3 separate regions of the Homo sapiens genome follow, and regions 2 and 3 are each linked to region 1. Evidence: chromatin loops called from intact Hi-C (ENCODE). Cell type or tissue: GM12878. All regions are shown on one strand.

The links. Peaks named below come from ENCODE experiments on the same cell type or tissue, not always from the same donor. Only the 100,000 strongest peaks of a DNase experiment are listed, where the experiment ranks them.
Region 2: it touches region 1 in a loop (14-fold over the local background); 24 of 110 quality-filtered maps call a loop at or near these places.
Region 3: it touches region 1 in a loop (7-fold over the local background); 9 of 110 quality-filtered maps call a loop at or near these places.

The regions. Positions count from the first base shown.
Region 1 is chr22:35,146,534-35,154,533 of GRCh38, forward strand. All of the region lies in intron 4 of LINC01399 (long intergenic non-protein coding RNA 1399), which reads right to left. Among named protein-coding and RNA genes, the nearest start is that of LINC01399, 81 kb to the right of the region's middle. RefSeq lists an enhancer at 2,161-2,210. In GM12878, a CTCF peak has its summit at 4,172 (motif pointing left); no DNase peak of the experiment used is centred here; H3K27ac peaks cover 2,101 bases.
Region 2 is chr22:34,411,984-34,419,983 of GRCh38, forward strand. No RefSeq gene overlaps it. Among named protein-coding and RNA genes, the nearest start is that of LL22NC03-13G6.2, 210 kb to the left of the region's middle. RefSeq lists a silencer at 2,950-3,099. In GM12878, a CTCF peak has its summit at 3,007; a DNase peak (open chromatin) is centred at 3,038.
Region 3 is chr22:35,039,376-35,047,375 of GRCh38, forward strand. No RefSeq gene overlaps it. Among named protein-coding and RNA genes, the nearest start is that of ISX, 23 kb to the right of the region's middle. RefSeq lists an enhancer at 3,786-4,015. In GM12878, a CTCF peak has its summit at 4,063 (motif pointing right); no DNase peak of the experiment used is centred here.

The sequences.
Region 1 (8,000 bases):
CTGCTGGTTTTGCTGCTTCCAACCAAAGCACTTGGAAGGAGCTTCTAGAGATCCTCAAGCGTTGCAGCAACTTCCTGCAGGCTTGTGAGAACCACCAGCTTCAATACTTCAGGCCCAGGTTCCTGGCCGTGTCAATGTCCCTGGATTTTGGCAGCAGCTCCTCTAACCTCTGACACCCCGGATCTTCCAGCCATTCTGTCAGCCCCCGTTTCCCGCAGTCCCATAAGCCCCTATAACCTTCATGCCTGGAACGCAGAGAGGTTCCTGTTTTTCTAACCAAACTCTGACTGATATAAAAGTTAATGCCAAAAAAGAACATTGACTTTTGACTAGACTATTGATTTATGAAAAGTGTTGAAACTTTAGAAAGAGGTTTCTTTATGTTCTATTATTCCCCAGAAGGGCCATGATCCAGAAATGAGCTGAATTCATAACGCGTGTCAAAAAGGGAGCTGAGCTTTGGGGACAAACTTGCAAGTGACCGTGACTGGCAGGCGAATGGTGACCCAGACTGGGCCCCCCCAACCAGAACTGTCTCTGGACCATTTTGTCTTTGGAATCCCATTTTAGGAAAATTGAGGGATGCACAACATAGCTCTTCTTCAGAGGGTGCAGGAGAAGCAGGGAGAGGGATGAAGGCAGGGAAGGAAGACAAGACCCACTCTGACCACACAGCTGACCTCCACCCAGACTGCCCCCAGCTCTCATGCTGGATTGGCCTAGGAAGCCCTAACAATAGGCTATGTCTCCCGCCAGCAGCTTGGCCTCCCAGGAATGACTCACTCCACCCCTATTAGGTGTGGCAGGCTGGAAAATGGCCCCCAGAAGATACCAAATCCCTGGAACTTGTAGATGCACCTTATTTGAAAATAGGGGTTGTGCAAATGTTATTAAGTAGAGGATCTTGAGAAGAGGAGATTATCCTGGATTATCCTGGTGGGCCCCAAATCTAAAGATTTCAGACAGACACACAGAAGAGAAGACAATATGAAGATGGAGGCAGAGATTGAAATGTTGCGGCCACTTAGCCCAGAAGCATCAAAGTCGCCAGCAGCCACCAGAAACTAGGAGAGAGGCACAGAATGCTGTCTCCCCAGAGCCTCCGGAGGGAGCACAACCCTGCCGGCACCTTGATTTCAGACTCTGGCCTCCAAAGCTATGAGAAAATAAATTTCTGTTGTTTTAATCCACCAAGTTTTGAGTGGCATAGGAAGCTAATACAGGAGTATATACTGGAGGGACTTGAAGACCCTCTGGTCAATAATCTTTTGTTTGTTTGTTTGTTTTTGAGACAGAGTTTCGCTCTTTCACCCAGGCTGGAGTGAAGTGGCACAAACTCGGCTCACTGCAGCCTCCCCACCGTGCCCCATGGGTTCAAGCGATTCTCCTGCCTGAGCCTGGAGAATTGCCTGGGTTATTTTTGTATTTTTAGTAGAGTCAGGTTTTACCATGTTGGCCAGGCTGGTCTCGAACTCCTGATCTCAGATGATCCACCCGCCTTGGCCTCCCAAAATGCTAGGATTACAGGCGTGAGCCACCGCACCCAGCCTGGTCAATAATCTTTAAACCCTGCTCCTCAGAGGGCTTTTGGGGGCATCTTCAGGCAGGATTACGTAGGACAAGTAGGTCAGACTCCAGGCCAGCCATCCCTCATGGAGCAGAGCAGCTCCCCCGCAATCTCCTCTACATATTGGGCAGTGAAGTAAGATTAAGTAAGAACAAGTGATGGGGAACTGCGGGGAAGCAATTGTGGAGGGGCTGCAGGTGAGTTTTCAAGCCAAATATCCAACTGGTCCCTTCAGTTTTCCGTTTTCTCAGACAGACGGAGTGACTTGCCGCTGGTCATACAAGTTAGTAACAGAGCAGCAATCAGAACCTGGGTCTCCAGTCTACACTGCAGCACACAAGCCCACACTGAACAATTGCACAGCGCCAAGGACTGGGATTGGAAGGGACTGCAGGAGGATACTTTATCTGTCTCCTGCCCTCTGATTAGATGGTGGGAAGGTTTTAACTTAGGTAACTTTGCTGAAAAGGAGCTGCAGCATCTGCTGACCAGCTGTCGTGGCTTCTCCTAAGCAAGGTCTCTTCCCTTGGCTGGCTGTGCAGGCAGTTGATCAGCTTCTCTCAAAGGTCTGTGAACAGGAAGCCTGGAAACCCAGGTGACCCAGGTCATTGACATGCAGGAATCAGCTTGCTTCTTGGATTGGGCTCACTAGAAACTGACCCTGAGATGGAGATGTGAATGCAGGCAGAGCTGATAGCACTGGCCCCACTGCAGGAAGCCAGACCTGCTGGGGCAAGCCAGGGGCTTCCCACCCAGTCGCTGGCACAAACCCAGGACCCCAGTTCAGAAGCAGCAGAGTGGTACAAGCAGCCCTGTCCTGAATGTCTAGAGTCCTGGGTTGGAGGGGACTCGGTGGGTGCAGTGGGTGTCCTGGGGCTTGTCACTTGTCAGCTCTGGGCACCCCCCCATTTGTGGAACAGAGGGGCTCTGCCCCCTGCTCCCTAACCCCCTTCCAGCTGGCATTCTGCAAGGGGGCTGCCAAGCTACCACATCTGGCCATAATCTCCAGCTGTCATAGAGGAATAAAAATAGCAGCATGACAGACGATGACAGCTTTGGATGTTTCCCCTGCCTTTTTTGTGCATGTCAATTTCTTTTCTCCCAAGTTAGGGAAAGATTCCTTGATACAATCAGGATTATCTCATAATGCTTAATGAAGGGCCTCCTGGCGCCTCGGCCACAGATTACTCTAAGCTCTTGCTAACCCACTGAAAGGATGATAGAAATTGGCACAGGTACAAACCACCCGCTCCTTGTGCAGGGCCGTCAGAGCAGGGCATGCGAGGACTTCAGCAGATCCAGTAGGCCTACTGCTATGGCCTTGTGTGGTGAGGCAGATGTTCAAAAAGAGGATGGAGCTGAGTCTCTGCTGCTTACTCACGTATCCAGTGAGACAGGCACTGTCACAAAGAACACCGGGGGTCCCATCCCAGTTCGGTCTCATTCCAGAACTGACTGTGTGCTGGGGAATAAGCAACTCCTCTAAGCAGGGCCTCCTCTGGAAAATGAGGGAGTAAGTTTTCTTCTGCAGGTCAGTGTTGTTTGACTGGCTGCCTGAAGGTCATGCTGAGAAGGGTTTGGAGGCTACACGGGACTCTTCAGAGAATGGCTGTGCTCCACTGGGGATGTCTGCTATGGCCAAGACTGGGACGGTGGCCATATACATGCCACTAGACCTCTCTGGACTATATGAACTCTAAGGCTCATCCCAACTCTGGTATCTTATTAAATCTTATAGATATTCATCCTATGATCAAAACAGCCATAATATTCTCCTTACTGTGGCTTCTTGCCAAGTCCTTCAAATCATCTTTTTCTATCAAAGGTGGTGAATGTATGTAGTGGACACTCTTGTGTGCTACCCAGCTCTCTCCTTTAGGATTGGGGTTCTCTCTTCTTTCCCCCAGCTGCCAGGATTGGGGATGGCTCATGACCCCTTTCCTGGAATTGCACTGGGTTGAAGGGAGTGGCTTTGTCTTAGGTCATGCCTGCCCCCTTCCCCAAGGGGATATCTGTATCCAGTGACTGGTCTATTTAGGAACACAATGTGGGACAACTTTCTCCCAAGTTTCGACAGTTAAAGTCTGTCCCAACTCTATAGCAACTAGAAACTCCACACTGCACAATTTCACAGCACCAAGGACTAGGGCTGGAAGGGACTGCAGGAGGTTATGTCATCTGTCCCCTGCCCTCTGATTCGATGGTGGGAAGGTGGTAACTTACGTAACAGGCGAGAAGGAACAGTGGCATGTATTGACCAGCTGTCGTGGCTTCCCATAAGCAAAGTCTCTTCCCTTGGTAGAACTGAGCTTCTGTTTATTACATCATTAATTGCATCGCGGCTCATCTTTTCCCTTTCCCCAGTCCTGTATCTTTCACTCTCTTATAAATGCTGACAAGTGACAAGCCTCAGGACACCCGCTGCACCCACGGAGTCCCCTCCAACCCAGGACTCTAGACATTCAGGACAGGGCTGCTTGTACCACTCTGCTGCCTCTGAACTGGGGTCCTGGATTTGTGCCAGTGACCGGGTGGGAAGCCCCTGGCTTGCCCCAGCAGGTCTGGCTTCCTGCAGTGGGGCCAGAAATATGAGCTCTGGCTCCCCCTGGTGGCAAGACCAGAAACGAGCTCAGCGTGACTGTCCAGTGTCAAAGATGTGGGAGGAAGCAGCGGAGAAACCAAAGGAGGAGGAAGACGCCACCATCACTGTCCCCAGCCATGCAGCCTAAAAGTCACTATCCCTTCCTCTCTTAGAGTCTTTTGGTTCAGTTTCCGCCCCCATCATAGTAACAGAAGGGGCCTTGGGCCCAGTTGCAGCTAAATTTTGTCCCCGTGAAAGTTCGTATGTTGAAGCCCTAAATCCCAGTACCTCGGAATGCGACTGTATTTGAAGATAGCGCCTTCAAAGGGGTAGTTAAGGTAGAGTGAGGTAATGACAGTGCGCACTAACCAACGTGCCTGGTATCCTTATTAGAAGAGGAGATTAGAACACAGACACGCACAGGAGGGAGACCACATGGGGACCCGGGGAGAAGACAGCCTTCTACAGCCAAGAGAGGTCTCAGAAGAAAGCTGCCCTGATGATCTTCCAGAACTGTGAGAAGTGAATTTCTATTCTTTAAGCCGCCTAGTGTGCGGTACTCTGTTTTGGCCGCCCCAGCTGATTCATCGACCCCTAGTCCTTTCCCTTCCTGGCCTCCTGGCCCGCTTCTCCCCTCCCTCTCCCCTGCCTCACTCCCTCTTTCTCTCCATATCTGAAGATACCTCCTTTGCTCATTTATTCTCCAGATATTTACTGAGCCCAACGATGGACTCATTCTTAGAGACAGAGAAATGAATAAGAACTTTTATTCACCAGTAAATATTTACTGAGCACCTAGTAAGTACCAGGCTCTGCTGTAGGCACTGGGTTATGATGACACAAGGCAGGCATGATCCTCAAGGTGCAGTCGGCATGGGTGGGGTTGGGGGGACTGACATGCACGTGTCCAGCCTGTCTTCCACTGAGCACTGGGTGCAAACCCCATACGGAATAAGGCAGAACCCAACTCCCACAGAGTGGGGAAAAAAAGAACCCAGGAAGCCAGTAAATAGAGGTGAAGTTTGTGCTAAGCTTTGAAGGATGAGGAGGAGTTCTCTCTCTCCCTCTTGTTCTCCATAAAAGTCTATCACTAAGCAATGCTCAGTGAATATATGTTGACCACATGAGCAGAGAAATAGGATTAGTGACACGGCTCTGATGAGTGGAGGAACACCAGGGCTCTTCGTCTCGAGTCAAATTAGATAAAATGACATGGACACACACGGAGTGGTTTTTCTTTTTTTTTTCTTTTCTGAGATGGAGTCTCGCTGTGTTGCCCAGGCTGGAGTGCAGTGGCATGATCTCAGCTCGCTGCAAGCTCCGCCTCCTGGGTTCATGCCATTCTCCCGCCTCAGCCTCCCGAGTAGCTGGGACTATAGGTGCGCCCACCACCACGCCTGGCTAATCTTTTTCTATTTTCAGTAGAGACGGAGTTTCACCATGTTAACCAGGGTGGTCTCGATCTCCTGACCTCGTGATCCGCCTGCCTCAGCCTCCCAAAGTGCTGGGATTACAGGTGTGAGCCACCACGCCCGGCCTACACATGGAGTGGTTTCAAGGAGCAGAGAGTTTGATAGGCAAGAAAGAAAGGAGGAGCCAGAAGGAAGCAGCTCCCCTGTACAGAGATGGGGGGGCTCCAAAGCCGAGAAAGGAGACCCCAAGTGCAGCAGAAATCAGCCGGGTATATGAAGAGGCTGGAGAAGATGGTGTCTGATTTGCATAGGCCTCAGGGGAGTGGTTTGACCAGGCGTGTCATTCATGTAGCCCACGAAAAAACTGGCCCTCCCACCCTGCCCTTTTAATATGCAAATGCAGAACGCCATGATGTTCTACACACATGGGGATATATGGGGGCGGCCATGTTGCCAGGCACATGTAGGGGCAAGGGCAAGAGGACAACAGTGGGAATCGCCATGTTGGGTGGACCCACTTTCTAATGGCCTGCATTTGCATATCAAAGGTTGCCGGTGGGCTCTAAGAGCTGGGGCTTTCCTGCTAGACAAGAAATGTTTCTGGAGCTGCTTTAAGAGAGGAAAACTTTCCAAGGACCCCTTTTCCTATCTGCCTAAAATAATTTCTTAATAACTCCTACCACATTAGGATGCACGTCTAGTTGATGAAGGGAGGGGAGACACAGGTGAGGGACAGGCAGGCAGCTGCAGGAAGAAGAAAAAGAGACTTGCCCCAGAGGTGTGAGTACTCCCCAAGCTGACATCTGTTCTGATCTGAAAGTTAATTATGATATTTGGACGTTTTATTTTTGATCCTACTTAATAATTACAACAGAACCCAAAGTGTGAGATAACACTGAATCATTAAATGGGATTTAATTATTCTCCCAACTCTCAGGAATTAAGGGACTTCGGAGGAAATGCATGTTTTCACATAACAAAGCACGTGTTCCCCTCCTAATTCCTCCAATCTCTCAAGGCAGAAGGCAAAGGGCCAAGATGGCAGCACATGTAGCACAGTGGCTACAGGTATCCTATCTGTGCAAAGGGTCTAGGTGTTCCACTGGGTTTGGAGTATTCCCAGCAGTCAGGGTGGTAGATGTGTTCATTCAGCCATTCATTCACTCAACAGAAATTCATGGAGTGCCTACTGCTATGTGCCAGGCATTGCTCGTTCTAGGCCTTAGGGAGACAAGGTGGGCAAGGCAGACAAAATCCCCCCTCAAATGCTGATTACACTCTAGTCGTGGAGACTAGACTAATAAACAAGTGGAATATTGGACAATGAGAAGTGCTATGCAGAGGATTTCAATAAGGTGTTGTGTCGAGAGGGGCTGGCTAGATGGCCACTTCAGACCACATGGCCCAAGACAGGCTCATTTGGGAGGTGACAGGTAAATGGAGGTCTGAATGAAAAGAAAGAGCCAGCGCTCCTAAAGCAAGCTCAGGGGCAGCAAATGCAATGATCCTAAGGTGGGAATGAGGGACAGAGAGTAAGAGGGGGTGGGATGAGTGAGGGGTAAGCAGGACCCCCTGCATAGGAGCAGGCAGCAGAAGAGCCTTGCAGCTCAGATAAGGAATTGGGTTTAATTTTAAGGGAAAAGGGAAACTGCTGGAGAGTTTTAAGGGGTGGGTGGAGTCATACACTGATTTTTTACTTTAAAATATCACTCTGGGCCGGGCGCGGTGGCTTACACCTGTGATCTCAGCACTTTGGGAGGCCGAAGCGGGCAAATCACGAGGTCAAGAGATCGAGACCATCCTGGCCAACATGGTGAAACCCCGTCTCTACTAAAAATACAAAAATTAGCTGGGCATGGTGACACGTGCCTGTAGTCCCAGCTACTCAGGAGGCTGAGGCAGGAGAATCGCTTGAACCCGGGAGGCAGAGGTTGCAGTGAGCCAAGATCCCACCACTGCACTCCAGCCTGGCAACAGAATGAGACTCCACCTCAAAAAAAAAAAAAAAAAATTACTCTGGCTACAGTGTCGAGAGTGGGACAGAAGCTGGAGCTGGGAAAACAGAGAGGAGACCTCTGCAGCTGAGACGATGTTGGTGTCAACAGCTATCTACCCTGCTGCAAAAAATTACCCTTTATCTCCTCGTAATGGCCAAATCCCCAGTCGCCCCTCATTTTTTACAGTACTCTGCAGCTTAGAAGGTGCTTTTGCTTTATATGACATTTGATTTTGATGCTTATAATAAACCGGAGAGACAGACACTATCATCCCCGTCTCAAGGGCTCAGAGAGATTGAGTGACCTGTCCCAAGAAATGCAGCCAGTGAGTGGCAGAGCCAGAGACTGGAAGAATATCAGTCCCTGATCTGAGAGACAGCTAAAAAATAAAAAAAGCTTTGGGAGACAGTGTGATGTCTAGACCTGCACTGCCCAGTAGCAAG
Region 2 (8,000 bases), 730 kb before region 1:
TCAGAAAAGGATGGAGCATGTTGAAATGACATGGGTGCTTACTGTAAGGACTTCCCAATGGCCAAAGCTAGAACAATTTAAGCAACAAAATAAATGAGGATAGTATTGTATTATTACTCATAGAATAAAGTAAATGTCCCTAAATCCATAGTGTCATAAACAAATAACTGGATAAATAAATATAAGGGGGAGATGGAATAGCTCTATCTTACAGAAGAATTCAATTAATAATGAAGAAATGAGAAAAATACAAAATCTCCTTTAGGCAAATACCATAGCAATAATTATTACAGGCATAAGCTACTGACAGATATAAAAACTAGTAGGTAAAAGTTTGAGAAGAAACAATATATTATTATTATTTTCAAACTATCTCTCCCAGGATATTTATCAATTTCAAATGAAAACTATTAACTTTAACAAAACTCAGCAGACATCACCTTAACCAAATGCTCAAGGCTCATATCACCAATAAGTCATTTTGATATCAAATTACCCTGATGTGATGAACCAGGAAGAGTATATCACTTTTGTCATATTTTTGCCAAAAATTTATAACCTCAAACCTCAAAAAGGAATCATGAGGAAGTGTCAGACAAACCCAAATTGAGAGATACTCTACAAAATAACTGAGCGTTACACGTTAAACATATTGAAGTCATGTTAAATTGCTAAAGGAGTTTATTTTAAGAGTTCTCATGACAAAAAAATAAGTATGTGAGCTAATGGGCAGGTTAGTTGATTTAGCCAGTCCAAAATGTATACATATTTCCAAACATCATGTTGTACATCATAAATATATACAGTATTTTTAAATAATTTTTTTATTTGTGCAAATTTAAGAGGTATAAGTACAGTTTTGTTACATGGATATATTGTATAGTGATGAAGTCTAGGCTTTCAGTGTAACTATCACCTGAATAATGCACTTTGTAAACATTAAGTTATTTCTCATCCCTTTATTGTGTATATTTGAGGTTTACAACATGATGTTATAAGTATAGATAGTAAAATGCTTACTACAGTGAACCAAGTTAATGTATCTATTATTGCACATAGATAATTTTTGTAATGAGCAGCTAATATCTACTTAACAAAGATCTCTAATACAATACACTTTTATTAACTATAGTGTTCTATAGTGTTCATATTGTATCTTATATATCTAGATTTGTTTATTCTACAAATCTGCTACTTTAAATCCTTTGACCTATAGCTCTTCATTTTCTTTCCTGATCCTCTGCCGCTGGTAACCACTGCTTTTATTCTCTATCTCTGTATATTTGACCTTTAAAAAATGTGTAGATTCTGCATACAAATGAAATCATGCAATATTTTTTTTCTGTGTCTGGTTATTTTACTTAGTATGATGTTGTCTGGGTTCATCCATGTTGTGGCAAAAGGCAGGATATTCTTTTTAAAGGCTGAATAATATTCCATTGTGTATATGTATACATACAAACACATATACATATAATCCATATGTGTATATACACACATATGCATACATACAGTGGAATCATACATGTATATGTATGTATGTATGTATATTATGTATATGTGTATATATGTATATGTGTGTGTGTCTGTGTGTATATATATATATATATATATGTATACGCATACATACCTACACCACACAATTTCTTTATCCATTTGTCAGCAGACACTGAGATTATTTTCATATCTTGGCTACTGTGAAAAATGCTGCAGTGAACATGGGAGCATGATATTTTTATGAGGTGGTGATTTCATCTCCTTTGGGTGTATAACCAGAAGTGGGATCACTGGGTCAAATGGCAATTCTATTTTCAATTTCTTTAGGAGCCTCCACGTTGTTTTCTGTAATGGTTACCCACATCTACATTCCTACTAACAGTGTACATGAGTTCCCTTTTCTCCACATCTTTCCCAACATTTATTATCTCTTATCTCCTGGATAATAGCTATCCTAATGTGAGTAAGATGATCTCTCCTAGTGGCTTTAATATGCATTTCCCTGATGATTAGTGATGTTGCACTCCATTTCATATTCCTGTTGACTATTTGTATGTCTTCTTTGGAGGAATTTCTGTTCAGGTCCTTTGCCCATTTTTAATTGGATTATAATATATATTTCTTATCAATATAAAAATTAAAAAGTACATTATCCATTTGTATGTACTTATTGCCATTACTGTGGGAATATTGTATCTAGAAATACAGAAAGAAAATACCATGTTACATCAATTCATTGTATGTAATCAGTGTTATGAATTGCTGATAAAGTATGTGAAATATAAAAAATTATAAACATCAAATTCATAAAATACAATGAAAGAATAAGATATTGTCATAGACTGAAAAAGACTAAAACATAGCAAATAAGTGCAATGTAGAATTCTAGATTATACTCTGGAACAGAAAAAGGACATTGGGGGAAAGCTGGTCAGACTTGAATTATTTATATGTTAATTTCCTGATTTTGATAATTGAATTATGGTTAAGTTGTTAACATTAAGAATGTAAACACTTTTTACTATTTTTGTAACTCTTCTGTAAGTCTAAAATTTTTTAAAAATGGAAAGTTTAAAGAAAGAAAAAAAATACCTAATCCGATTGCCTTGTTTACAGTGCCTGGCATATGACAGGAGCTTACTACATGCTTGTAGGATTGTTTTGCCACCATGTCCTTGATCAACCAGTTCCCCCACTTGGGGTGCTGTTCTCTCACCCACTGTCTACTTCTCATCTGCCAATGAAGTAGATAGTAATATTTTGGGTACTCCCTTCATATTATGATTTTTGTGTGTGGCCATGAATTATGCTGGTGTGAACTGCTGCTCAGTGCCAACAGCATTCTGGAGAAGGAAGCACTCGAGAAGACACAAGGTAGATGGAGATTGAGAGGCCACTATGATGTCCTTCAGGTACAGTGTAGGTTCTCTTGGGGTCTTAGGGAGCAGAGCCTTGACTCCACCATTTTACAGGCACATGTGCTGCTTTGCACACCCCAGATAGGGGGCAGCAGACAACAGGGAATGATGCCTAGGAGGCTATGGTAAGTGGGTGGCTGGTAAGTTCCTGGGAGCTGTCCATGGTTTTGAGATGTCTCTGGTACCCAAACCGCTCAAGACATTGCTGTAGGTGAGCTTAGATTTTTGTTTTGACGCTTAGGGTACAAAACACTGTGGAGAAGGTGTGTGTATGTGTGTGTGTGTTTCTATTTGAAAAGCCAAGCTCCAAAAAACTGCATCATCCTGGAAGGTAAAGCAAACTCACTGCAGGGGCTTGCACATGTAGTGATTTAGGCCCCAGGTAGTCAACACTTTTTCTTACAATAGGTTTTGTGTGAAGTGTAATTCCAAGTCTACTTGCATCACAATTTTCTTGGAGCTTGTTAAAAATACAATTTCCAAGCTTTGCTTTACCAGACCTATTAAATCAGAATCTGAAGGCAAAGGTTGAGGAATGAGAGAGGGAAGGGCTAGATAAAAATATGCATTTTAAAAAGGCTTCCCTGGCAATTCATATTCACACTGAAGTTTAAAAATAATTTTACATCCAGTCCAAAGTGAAGTAGATGGTAATATTTTGGGGCAAGTACGGGGGAAACAAATCACAAGAACTACTGTTCATATTTATTTGTATCTCTTTATTTAAATGTTTCCATCTTCTGATATGCATTAAAATTTGCATAGTATTTTGCTACATGAATATACATTAGTTTGAGTATGTGGATACAATTCATACATAAATATACATGCATTTATTTATGTGTTTATTATTTCATTCAAAAGGTATTTATTGGGCACTCACTATGCCCCAAGCACCGTTCTAGGCACTTCAGCTGCAGTATTGAATAAGGCAAAGTATTTGTCCTCAGGGAGTTTATCTTTTCCTCACAAATGGAGAGGAAAGAACAGGAATAAATGTGTTGGGGATTCATTCCCTAAATTTTTTTTTAAACTTACTGGCTAAGTAATTTTAAAAAGTTTAGAAACCATTTATTTAGGTTTTTCAAATTATCACAAGTGAGTCATCTCATTCTATACAAAACAGAATATGTCTTGGCAGTCAGACTGGCCATTCTTTTGTCCTTTCAAATGATGCTGTCCTCCCAAAATCTTACTGGTTCCAGGAGGGACATCCTATTTCTACAATCTTGTCCCTGCTCTGTCTTGCTGTACTCAAGAACTCTCCTGTGGCTCCATTTTCCATCCTTAGAAAAACAGACAATGAGGAGTCCCTGCTGTTCTGCTGCTGTGACAATAAATGAGTGTGTGTTTTTCCAGTGCTACTGCCTTCTGTAGAAGGAGCTGAAAAAATGCAAAACGATTTCCTCTCTTAACACACACACTTTTTTTTTTTAATCAAAAATGCTGTTTTGTCCTCTTTTGGTGTCTTCTTCCTGGGAAGAAGAATTTATTATTAGATTGGCAACTCCCTCAAACGCTGAATAAAAGAATAAAGGGGAAGTGCCTTTGCTGTATCATGTATCAGAGGCCTCTCAGCATAATGTGTGAGCTCTGGCATGTCACCATATTTTACAGTAACTCTGATGTTTTCACCCAGCGCTTTTGAGTCAGGCGAAGAGAACTCGTATTTCAACCCAAATGCAATTTGCATAGCACACGTGATAACATCACACTTTTAAAGCCACCCGCCCTGTTGGGATCCCTCACATTTAGTTCAAATCCTCATTTCCTCTACAAAAGGATGTTGTGTAATTAGTGTAATCAGGTCCTAAGGACCATTGAGATTGTGACTATTGTGGGCTCAGCAGACAGAGTGATGTCACATCCAAATCCTAACAAAGCAGATTGGTCATGAATTGTCACCTCCCCACCACTTAGGCAGCAAAGACATTCCTCAAGTAAGGAGAGGACAGATGGTTCAACAATTTGTCTTGGAAATAGTATTTCCTGCTGCTAAGAAATGGTGTTGGGAAAGGGAAGCTGTAGTTCCAGGGTAAGAAGCAAAGAGGAAAAATTTATGTGCTAAAAGATCACTAAAGAGAAATCATGCATTTATTCATGAAACCACCATTTATTGAGCATTTACTGTGTACTGGGCACTAGGTCTGAAGCAATAAGCAGCAATGATCCAGACAGACACTGAGATTATTTTCATATCTTGGCTATTGTGAAAAATGCTGCAATGAACATATCTGTATCTCATGAATGAACTCCATATCCCATGGAGTTTATAGCTGTTAGGAAACAGACATTTAATTCAGTGATTATAGCAGAAAATGTGATAGTGCTACAGTAGAAAACACATAGTGCTACAGGTTAATCCACTCAAGCTGTTATGGCAAATGCACATACTGGGTAGCTAATAAGAAACACAAACTTATTTCTCATGGCTCTGGAGGTTGGGAAGTCCAAGATCAAGATGCCCATTGATTTTTTGTCTATTGAGGGCCCATTTCTTGGTTCATAGACCACATCTTCTCACTGAGTCCCCACATGGTGGAAGGAGTGAGGGAGCTCTCTGGGTCCTGTATTATAATGGCACTAATCCAATCCACAGGGGCTCTGCTGCCATGAGACAATCACCTCCTCATAGGTGTCACCTCCTAACACCATCATCTTGGGCGTTAAGTTTCCACCTCTGAATTTTGAGGGAACACAAATATTTAGACGGTAGCACACCTCCTTTGTGAGCCTCAGAAAAGACTTCCTGAAGTTAATGATAGTTAAGACACAAGGATGAGGCCAGGCATGGTGACTCACACCTGTAATTCCAGCACTTTGGGAGGCCAAGGCGGGTGGATCACCTGAGGTCAGGAGTTCATGACCAGCCTGGCTAACATGGTGAAACTCTATCTCTACTAAAAATACAAAAATTATCCAAGCATGGTGATGGGCGCTTGTAACCTCAGCTACTCAGGAGGCTGAGGCAGGAGAATTGCTGGAACTCAGGAGGTAGAGGTTGCAGTAAGCCAAGATGGTGCCATTGCACTCCAGCCCAGGTGACAACAGTGAGACTCCATCTCAAGAAAAGAAAAAAGACACAAGGATGAGTATGAGTTTCAGGGTTCTAATCTTGACTCTACTTCCTTATTTCAATTATTTCAGCCCTTTAAAAATGCGACTATATTCCAAATCCTGTACTAAACACCCAGAATATAGAGCTGAATAAGGCCTGGCCACTGGCCTTTAGAAACATACAACCTAGTGTACAGGATGGACTTGATGAAAGATGGTGTGAGTGAAGTGAGATGGTGAGAAGTCTAGAGAAGTGAGGAGCTGCTCTTCCTGGAGAAGCCTTCATTAAAGGATTGTCTTGACAGAAAAGTAGGAATTTTTCCCAGTGAAGAAGTTTTTTAAAAGTTGATTTTAGGCCTTGCATGTATAGAGGTATGAAGCTGTGAAAAGGCTAGGAGTGTCCAAAGAGTATGCGAAGTGCAGTATGAGTGGGAGGGAAGTTGAATAGGATGGAGAGGAGGAGGAAGTGGGTAGGTAGGGGCTAGATTAAATAGGCCCAATGAAAGAGCAGAGATGGGCTCTTTCAGGCAAAGTGGAACTTACAAAGGATTTTATGCAAAAGAGTGCCACGATCATTTATGCAGTTTGAAAATACCACTAGAGGTCATTTCAAGGGGAAGCACTGGACACAAACCAAGCAGTTCAGAGTTTGTTATATCAGTTCATGTGATGGGTGATGAAGGCCTGAGTTGAGGCACTGGTAGTCTTGATAGGAGGGAAAAGTTAAAATTTTTTATATGGGCAGATTTCTAGGTTTTGGTATCTCATTAAATGTGAAATAAGGATAAAAGAGAAAACAAAAGTGGCATTTTATATTCAAAGGATCGATGGCTCTCCAACGTGATTAGAATTCCCTGGGGAACTCTGAACAAATATACATGCCTAGGTTTCAGCCTGAATGAATTAAAAGCAAAGTGTCTGGGGTAGACCCCAGACCTTTCCTTTTCCTTTTCCTTTCCTTTTTCCTTTCCTCTTTTCTCTTTTTTTTAGACAGAGTCTCGCTCTTTCTCCAGGCTGGAGTGCAGTGGCGTGATCTGTGCTCACTGCAACCTCTGCCTCCTGGGTTCAAACGATTCTCCTGCCTCAGCCTCCTGAGTAGCTGGGACTACAGGTGCACACCACCACACCCAGCTATTTTTTTTTTGTATTTTTAGTACAGACAGGGTTTCATTATGTTGGTCTGGATGGTCTCGATCTCCTGACCTCGTGATCTGCACACATCGGCCTCCCAAAGTGCTGGGATTGCAGACGTGAGCCGCCATGCCTGACATTTCTGTCTGTAAAATCTCCCCAGGTGATTTATTTTTTTTTGAGAGAGAGTCTTGCTCTTTTGTCCAGGCTGGAGTGCAGTGGCATGATCTTGGTTTACTGTTACCTCCGTTTCCCTGGTTTAAGCGATTCTCCTGCCTTAACCTCTCAAGTAGCTTGGATTACAGGCATGCACCACCACACCTGGCTAATTTTGGTATTTTTGGTAAAGATGGGCTTTCACCATATTGGCCAGGCTGCTCTCGAACTCCTGACCTCAGGTGATCCACCTGCCTCAGCCTCCCAAAGTGCTGGGATTACAGGCGTGAGCCATCACACCTGGCCTAGGTAATTTTACTGTGCTTCCATGGTTGAGAAATGATGTTCCAGATTGGAGCTGAAAACCATGGTGCACAGGCCAAATATGGCCTGCCATGCATTTTATTTTTAATTTTTTTGAAAAAAGTTGAAACTGATTGAGATAATTATAGATTCACATGCAGTTGTAAAAGATAATACAGAGAGACTCCTTGCACAGTGTGCCATTTTTCTTAGTGGTAATATTTTTCAAAACTATAGTATAATGTTGCAACCAGGAAATTGACATCAATACAATACACTGATCATATTCAGATTTTTCCTGTTTTACTTTTGCCCATCTTTATGCGTTTATTAACTGCTATGCCATTTTATCGTGTGACAACTTGTGTACTGACAACCACATTTGTCAAGATAACAAACAGCTCCAATACCACAAGTATCTCTCATGTTGCCCTTTTA
Region 3 (8,000 bases), 110 kb before region 1:
GTAGCTGGGATTACAGGTGTATGTCACCATTCCCAGCTAATTTTTGTATCTTTAGTAAAGACAAGGTTTCACCATGTTGGTCAGGCTGGTCTCAAACTCCTGACCTCAAGTGATCTGCCTGCCTTAGCCTCCCAAAGTGCTGGGATTACAGGTGTGAATCACTGCACCTGGCCCATCTTCTATTTCTTTAGCCAAGACCCTACACATGGACCTAAACCCCAAACCATCTAGGAAAGCCATAGGGACAGAAAAGGGGTCTCCTGACCGACACAGACTGGCTGTTCAATGCGCATGGCCCCCCTGAAAACGATTCCTGGATGAGCCAAAAATATAATCCACTTCCTCAGCTTCCAGGGGCCAGGCCAGGAGGTGGCCAGCCAGGACTGAGCAATCCAGAGGCGTGTGTGGGCCCTGGCGCAGACAGATGCTGCTCTGGTTTATTTCCTGTTAGCCTTGTAATGTAATACACTGTGTGTAATTGGTACATGAATCAAGAGACACACTCCCTCTACGTTCTGCGGGGCTCTGCTGGAAAACTCGCTGTGTTCTCTGCCTCACTCTGGCTCCTCTCCATCTGGTCAACCTGACATTTCTGAGATGGCAAAGAAGCGACTTTGCCGCAGCTCCTAAATTGGGGAGTATCCTGGGGTTTTCCTAAGTAGCAGTGATGAAATCATCAGATAGCCATCCTTCCTTTTCATTCCTAGAAAACAACAAGTCTGTTTCCAACTGTAAGGAATTGGAGAACCCAGGCAGCAGCCAATGGGAACAGATGCTGGTAGACTGTGGCCAGATCGATCTCACTTCCTGCCTTTACCACCACTCTGGCCGCCTCCCAACCAAACGGTACCATCCGTCTCCACGGTCCCCCCTCGGTTAATCTTTCTGCATTCTTAAGGAAGCAGTGCAGGACGGTGCAAAATGCCTAGGTTTTGGAGACCCACCAACCCAAATTTGAACCTAGATCTGAGTGCCTAGACCAAGTGACTTCACCCCCCCATGCCTCAGTTTCTTCATCTGTAAAATGGGCATGATAATACCTTTCTCCTTGGCTTGTAGTAAAGACTAATTAAATCTCCCAGAAGGCCTAGCACAGAGTTTGTATTTGACAAATGTTAATTTGACGCCTCCACCTTCACCCTTTGTCCCCAGCCCTGGCCCTGCCCCATCAAACTGTGGTGATTGGCTTTTCATGATGGCGAAGAATGAATCCAGGATACAGCCTGGGGTGAGGCCTGGGCTTTCACTCTAAACATACAGTTGTGAATTTACTAGGGGTCCCTAGAGCAGTTCTCATGTTCTAGGTATCCCTAGTAAATTCCTTCCACGGCCAAACATCAATTCTTTCCATGGCCAAACTTAATAATGAAGTGGCCAGCTTGCTCAAATGTCCCACCCTATTTAACACTTACGCATCTCTATCACGGCTCATCACACCCTTGGGTCAATCATCAGTCGGTCTTACAGACTGTGGGACCTTAACATCCCATAATAGTTTACACAAGAAATGCAGATTAACCTTATTTCTAAATGCAAATCTCACATGAGATCAGTGAAAGTGCTATTAGCGTATGGCTTGGGACACACACGAAGTCTCTGACAAATGAGTGGTTAAGCAGCAGACGGTGTGGATCCAAGTCCCTGCTCCCCACTTCCTAGTTGCACATCTGTGAACAAGGTATTTAACTTCTCTATGCCTCAATTTCCTTAGAACATGTGCACCACAGGCCAGGCGCGGTGGCTCACGCCTGTAATCCCAGCACTTTGGGAGGCCGAGACAGGTGATCACCCGAGGTCAGGTGTTCATGACCACCTGGCCAACATGGCGAAAACCTGTCTCTACTAAAAATACAAAAATTAGCCGGGCATGGTGGTACATGCCTGTAATCCCAGCTTCTCGGGAGGCTGAGGCAGGAGGATTGCTTGAACCTGGGAGACAGAGGTTGCAGTGAGCCGAGATCACACCATTGCACTCCAACCTGGGTGAGAGAGTGAGACTCTGCCTCAAAAACAAAAACAAAAAAACAAACAAACAAAACAAACAAACAAACAAAACATGTGTACCACAATATGACCTACCACGTTGAGTTGTAGTAAAAATAAATCCATGAACACATATGAAGAGCCTGGCACATGGTGAGCTCTCAAAAAATGCTAGTTATTAGTAGCTATGTAGAAGGGTTAGGCCTGTTAATAATTAATAAAGAGAAAAATCAATGAGGATAATGAATAAGTACCTCAAAAGAGAATGATTTCAATATCAAAGTACTACAAAAAGCCCTTAGGAAAACTTACGAAACCCTCAAGCATTTTTGCAAAAAAAAAAAAATGACCCTCTTTATAGTTGTGCTATGAAAATATAATAAGAAGTGAAGGTTGTCCTAACATACCATTACACCATCTTGTCAGAAAAATTCTACCAAAAAGAGGAACATGTGATTCATTCTGTGTTCACTCTAAAAATTAGTGCACAATTTTAATTCTAATAAAATAGTGTTAAACATAATATACAATTAACTCACTTTCATTATATTTAGCTGTATATTTCAGTGACAGGTTGGTATCAGCTAACAGGATGAGGGACTCATAAGGTTGGCATTAGACAGACGGAACTGATATTCCAGTGGGTAACTGGAAGCTTATGAAAGAAATACATTCATACTTGTGTGGCCAGAGAGGTGACCCAGGCCAGGAAAAACTGAAGCAAGAGCCTTTCTTTCTTTCTTTTGATCAATAAATATCTGTTGTGCCAAATACTGTGCTAGATGCTTGGAATACAGCTGTGAACAAAGAGATAAAAAATCCTGACTCTCATGGCCTCTAATTCAGCTTGATGGAAGGGATGGTGGGGGGATAAGCTCTAGACCATGGACATACTCAGTAAGTAAATTAAATAGCATATTGGAAGGAGACAAGTGTTATAAAAAATGAAAAGGAGGCCGAGCGCCGTGGCTCACTCCTGTAATCCCAGCACTCTGGGAGGCCGAGGCAGGAGGATCACCTGAGGTCAGGAGTTCAAGATCAGCCTGGCCAACATAGTAAAACCCTGTCTCTACTAAAAATACACAAATTAGCTGGGCGTGGTGGCACACACCTGTAATCCCAGCTACTCGGGAGGCTGAGGCAGGAGAATCGCTTGAACCCGGGAAGCAGAGTGTGCAGTGAGCTGAGATCACGCCACTGCACTCCAGCCTGGACAACAAAATGAGACTCCATCTCAAAAAAAAAAAAAAAGAAAAAAAGAAAAGGAGGATCAGGAATGCCAGAGCAGGAGCGAGCAAGGTGGGCCTGGTTGAGAAGATGGTGTCTGGGCAGACTGGAAGGAATGGAAGAATGAGCCATGAGACTATGTAGGGAAAAGCATTCCTGGCAGAGGGAACAGCAAGTGTAAAGATGAAAGTGCGTCTGATGTGTTCTGAGGAAGAGCCAGCAGGTCTGTGTAACTGGAAGACAGCCCATGAGGATCAGATTTTACAGAGTCTCATGGGCCATCTGACTTTATGTGGGGTCAGGGAAGGCTTTTGACCAGGAATGGACAGATATGGAGACAGATATGGCAGCTGGATGGAGCACAGACTGAAGAGAAAGAAGAAGGCAGAGAGCCTAAGTGTGGTTGTCCAGGAGGAATGCACCTGGCTCACTCCAGGGGCCGCCAAGGTGGTGTGGGAAGTGGGGGGATTCAGGATATACCTAAAGTTCTAACCAGCAGGATTTGCTGATGGAGTGGGTGTGGGATGTGAGGAAAAGGAGGCAGGGATCATTCATAGGTTCCTGGTTTAGGTCAATCTGGGCTGAGGCCTGGAGCCCGATCAGTTGCCCCAACCCAAGGCAAGGGCGCATGGAAACGGCCACAGCATCCACTGTGCTGGCCTCATATGATCTCATTTAATGCTCACAGCAGGCCTGTGACATAGGCATTGTTAGTCGCACTGAAGACATGAGGGAAACTGAGTCCCAAGAAGTAACCAGACAAAGCTCACAGCAAGCAGCAGAATGAAGAGGTGAAGCTGAGATGGTCTGACCTTGGCAGCCTGGAGCCTTAGCCACTGGTTGACGCTGCCATCAGCCTCCACAAGGGGTCCCCCAGCTCTGGAATATTCTATGCTGCAAAATCAGTAATCAAGAGACCCAGTTGCCACAGGTCTTGGCTTTTCCACAAACTGACCTTGTGGGCTTGGGGAAATGGCCTCTCCTCATGGGCTGCAGTTCCCCATCTGGGTTAATGGGCTCTCCAGGCCTTTTCTACTAAAAAAATCCACTGTGTAAATACTGCAATTTCCAGAAAGTTCTAGCAGCACCAGCAGACCTTTCCAGAGTGAGAGATGGGTTGCACTGCCCTCTATAGAGAAAACCTCCTAGAGAAGCTCTGTCATGCTACCTATTCTCTGGTCTGTCCCTCTGCTGGTGACCCCGCACTAGCTGACCACCCCTTCGTGGCAATGATAGACCCGCCCACTCAGCTCCTCAGCCCATGTCCCTCAGAGCTCCTGCCTGTGCTCGCCTTCCCTGTTCCTCTTTCCCTTCATCAAACAAAGAGCTGCTCCAATTGCAGGGTTCTGTTTGCAACCATGATGAGGTCTATCATGCAAGTCACCAAGTCGCCATTCACTGCACACCTGTGAAGTTCAGTGGCCTCATCTCATCTCAAGCTCTTGACAGCTGAGAGGGAAACACTGTTTTATCCCCACCTCTATTAGGTCATGAAAAGCTGGACGTAGGTCAGTTGAGAGCAGGCACAAGAGGATGGGCCAGGTTTGGCCCTCCCAGTGGCCAGGCCCAGAGTCCAGAGTCCATGGCAAGAATATTCAGCCTCCCTCCAACCCCAGCAAATTCATGGCAGCTCTTCTCCAGGTGAGGCTTTCCCCTAGGTTGACATCCCCATCTCCACAGCACATTCTCCATCCCCTCATCTCAGAGACTGTGCAAGTGCCCCTTCCTCCAGGAAGTCTTCCCTGATGCCCCAAGTGAAGGAACTTAACCTTCCACTGAAAACCCCAAGGCAGTTTCTAATAGTCACTTTTAGCTTTGGTTTTTCAATGAGCACTGGAAGATAAAGCGGTTTTTAAGTGTATAGGCTCTAGAGCAGGACAGACCTGGGTTCAAATTCCACCTTCTCTGTTTCTTAACTGTGTGGCCTTGGGCAAGTTACTCACCTCTCTGGACCTCCTTTTCCTCATGAGGTTTTTGGGAGATTTTAACTTAAATGGTCAACTTTAGGTATAGTGCTGATAGCAGCTGCTACTGCATCCTGAGGGCTTTCTGCAGACCCGGCACTGTTCTATGCCCTTTATGTTCAATTCTCACAGCAGCCCTGTGACACAGGTTCAATCAGTAGACCCATTTTACAGAAGAAGAGGCTGAAGCACACAGTGTTAAAATAATTTGCGCAAAGTTCCCTGGCTTCCCTACTTATTTGCTGTGTGCCTTTGGGCAAGTCACTTAACCTCTCTGATCTTGAAAAAGTTATATTATTGTATGGGAGCTCTGTTTTCACTCTATTAAATCTTGCAACTGCAAAAAAAAAAAAAAAAAAAAAGAAAAAGTTATATTATTGCTTGTGTGCCCCAGTTTCCTCCTCTGGAAAAGGGAGTTTCTGGCATGTATTAATATTGAAAAACAGATATGATATTTAAAAATCATCACGACCTTCATGTTTATCATTTATACAATTATAGACTTGTCCAAAAAGGTAAGAGGTACCTCAGTAAACCTTACAAAGGAGGGAAGGAAAGTGGGCAAGAAGGAAGGAATGAGTAAGTGAATGAATAAATCCATGCATGCATCATCCACCAAGCGAAAGCTCTGGAATGCAGATGGGGAGTAGAGGAATGTCAAGTATATTTTAGTCATAGATCTGACAATAGAGGGAGCCTGCAGGTGCAGAGGAAAGGAAGACCCACATCATTGGAGCCACATAATCCAGCTGCCATTGCCTTTCAACCCCCAGAGCACGAGTCCAAGGGCCATTTGCATCCTGATGGATGGGGATGCAGTGGAAGTGTCAATTGACCATCATTGGTTCATAAATGGACCCCATAACACAAGTTATCAGTTGAAGACCCCAGGGATGCTTTATTAACATTTCTAATCTATGGGTTCATTTGAGAAATCATCAGGGACAACAACCTAATAAATCGTGGGTTTAAAGGACTCCAGACAGCAGCACATCGGGCCTTCCGTGAAAAGGGTGGTAGTGCTGAACTTTTGAGATAATCATAGTAACTGTCACCAGGGAGACAGGTTGCAAAAGAGAGTCCGCAGTCAGCGGCGTTGACAGCTGGAAGCAGATTGTCCAGAAAGGACAGCTCTTCCTGGTTGAAGTCAGAGTTTGCAGAGGAAGAAACTGCTATTAATTGTGCACCAACTTCGTGCAGGCACTTTATTTGCATGGCCTCATTTAAGCTACCTCAAAACACACCTGCGTGGTAACTGCTCTCATCCGCATTTTACAGACAAGGCAACCAAGATTCAGAGAGATTTGTTTCTTGCTCAGTTATTGCCAGTAACTGTTGAGCTGGAATTCAAACGCAGGAAACACCCATTTGACTGTCCATGTTATTATCAATCACTGCACTCTTCTGGTCACCAGCTCCATTGCCCCATTCCACCGAGGTGGAAACTGAGACCCCATTGTCTACCCACACACGAGCAAGTCAACAGCAGAGCTGGGAAAAGGATTCAGCATCTTGGTTTCTATCTTTGAGTTCTTTCTGGGCTGCTTCCCTGACACTGCCATTCCCCATCTGGCACCTTCCCCTCCCATTCTCATCTCCTTACTCTGCTTTTTTACTCCTTCATAACACTATTGCCTGCTGTGTTCTATATTTTTGTTTGAGTCCCAGCATGCTCACATTAGTGAGCTGAGGGTTTGAGCTGTTTCGTTTTACAGCTGTTTGTACTCCAAAATGGTGAAGCAGGCTAGAATTCATATGCAATTGGTTACACGCACATCCCCAGTGGAATCAAAATAACTAACGTCTACTTGCTAAAGTTCTCCCCTTGGCTGTAGTCCCTGACCCCAGGGGTAGGGAAGAAGCACTGCTACATTTGCCCGTTTGTAGGTTTTCTCTGTGCCCCAGGATCTCCATGTCCCAGCTGACAATTCCTTTCATATTGACACATTCTTGAGAGGTTACAGACTTTGTGGCTCACTAAGTTGCCTTTAGCCACCTCTGCTTCAGTGTATTATGTGTTTATTATTACTTTGTCACTGAAAGGATTACCAAACCTCCTTTCTCCAGGTTTCTGGGGGACTTACTCATTGTAACTCCCAACTATGAGCAGTAGTGCAGGCTGCTGGCTGTGGATCCAATATTCATGTGTCTGCTTTTAATCCACAGTACCCCAATTTATTTAAAGCAGCAATGTTCACATGTGAAAAAACACATTTTTGAGCCCTGCTTTCACCTAAGCAAGGAGTGGGGACCAATGAGATGAAAGAGAAAATTATCGAATGGAGTTCCCGCCAGAAGGGCTCTTGGCAGAGGCTAACCCAGCTGAGGGATTTATCCTTTTTCCTTTCTACCTGGAATGCAAACCTGATGTCTGGAGCTCCAGCAGCTATTTTGGACTATGAGGCAACCATGTGGCTGGAAGCTGACGCTGAGGTGGCAGACCTTGATAACAGTGGACCTGCCACTCCAGCCCTGGCCTGACAATACTGGGACTCCATTTACATGACAAAAACTAAATTCCTATTTTTAAGACACTTATTTCTGTATTCTGTGACATGCAACCAAAAATAACGCAAACACATGTGCTAACACGTGTGTTTTTATTCAGCGGACGCTCACTGAGCACCTGCTATGTGCGAGCTACTGTGTTAGGTATAGAGTGGCAAAGATGAGTAAGCCGTGTGCTTTCAAGGGTCTCACGGTGCAGGGGAATTCCACAAGTAAACAGCATGCCAGCTTATGGAAACTATAGTAGTAGAACGTTCCGAGAGCTGAGGGATACAGAGAAGTGGGGTTGTACAGAAGAGGGAAGCTGACCCAGCCAGG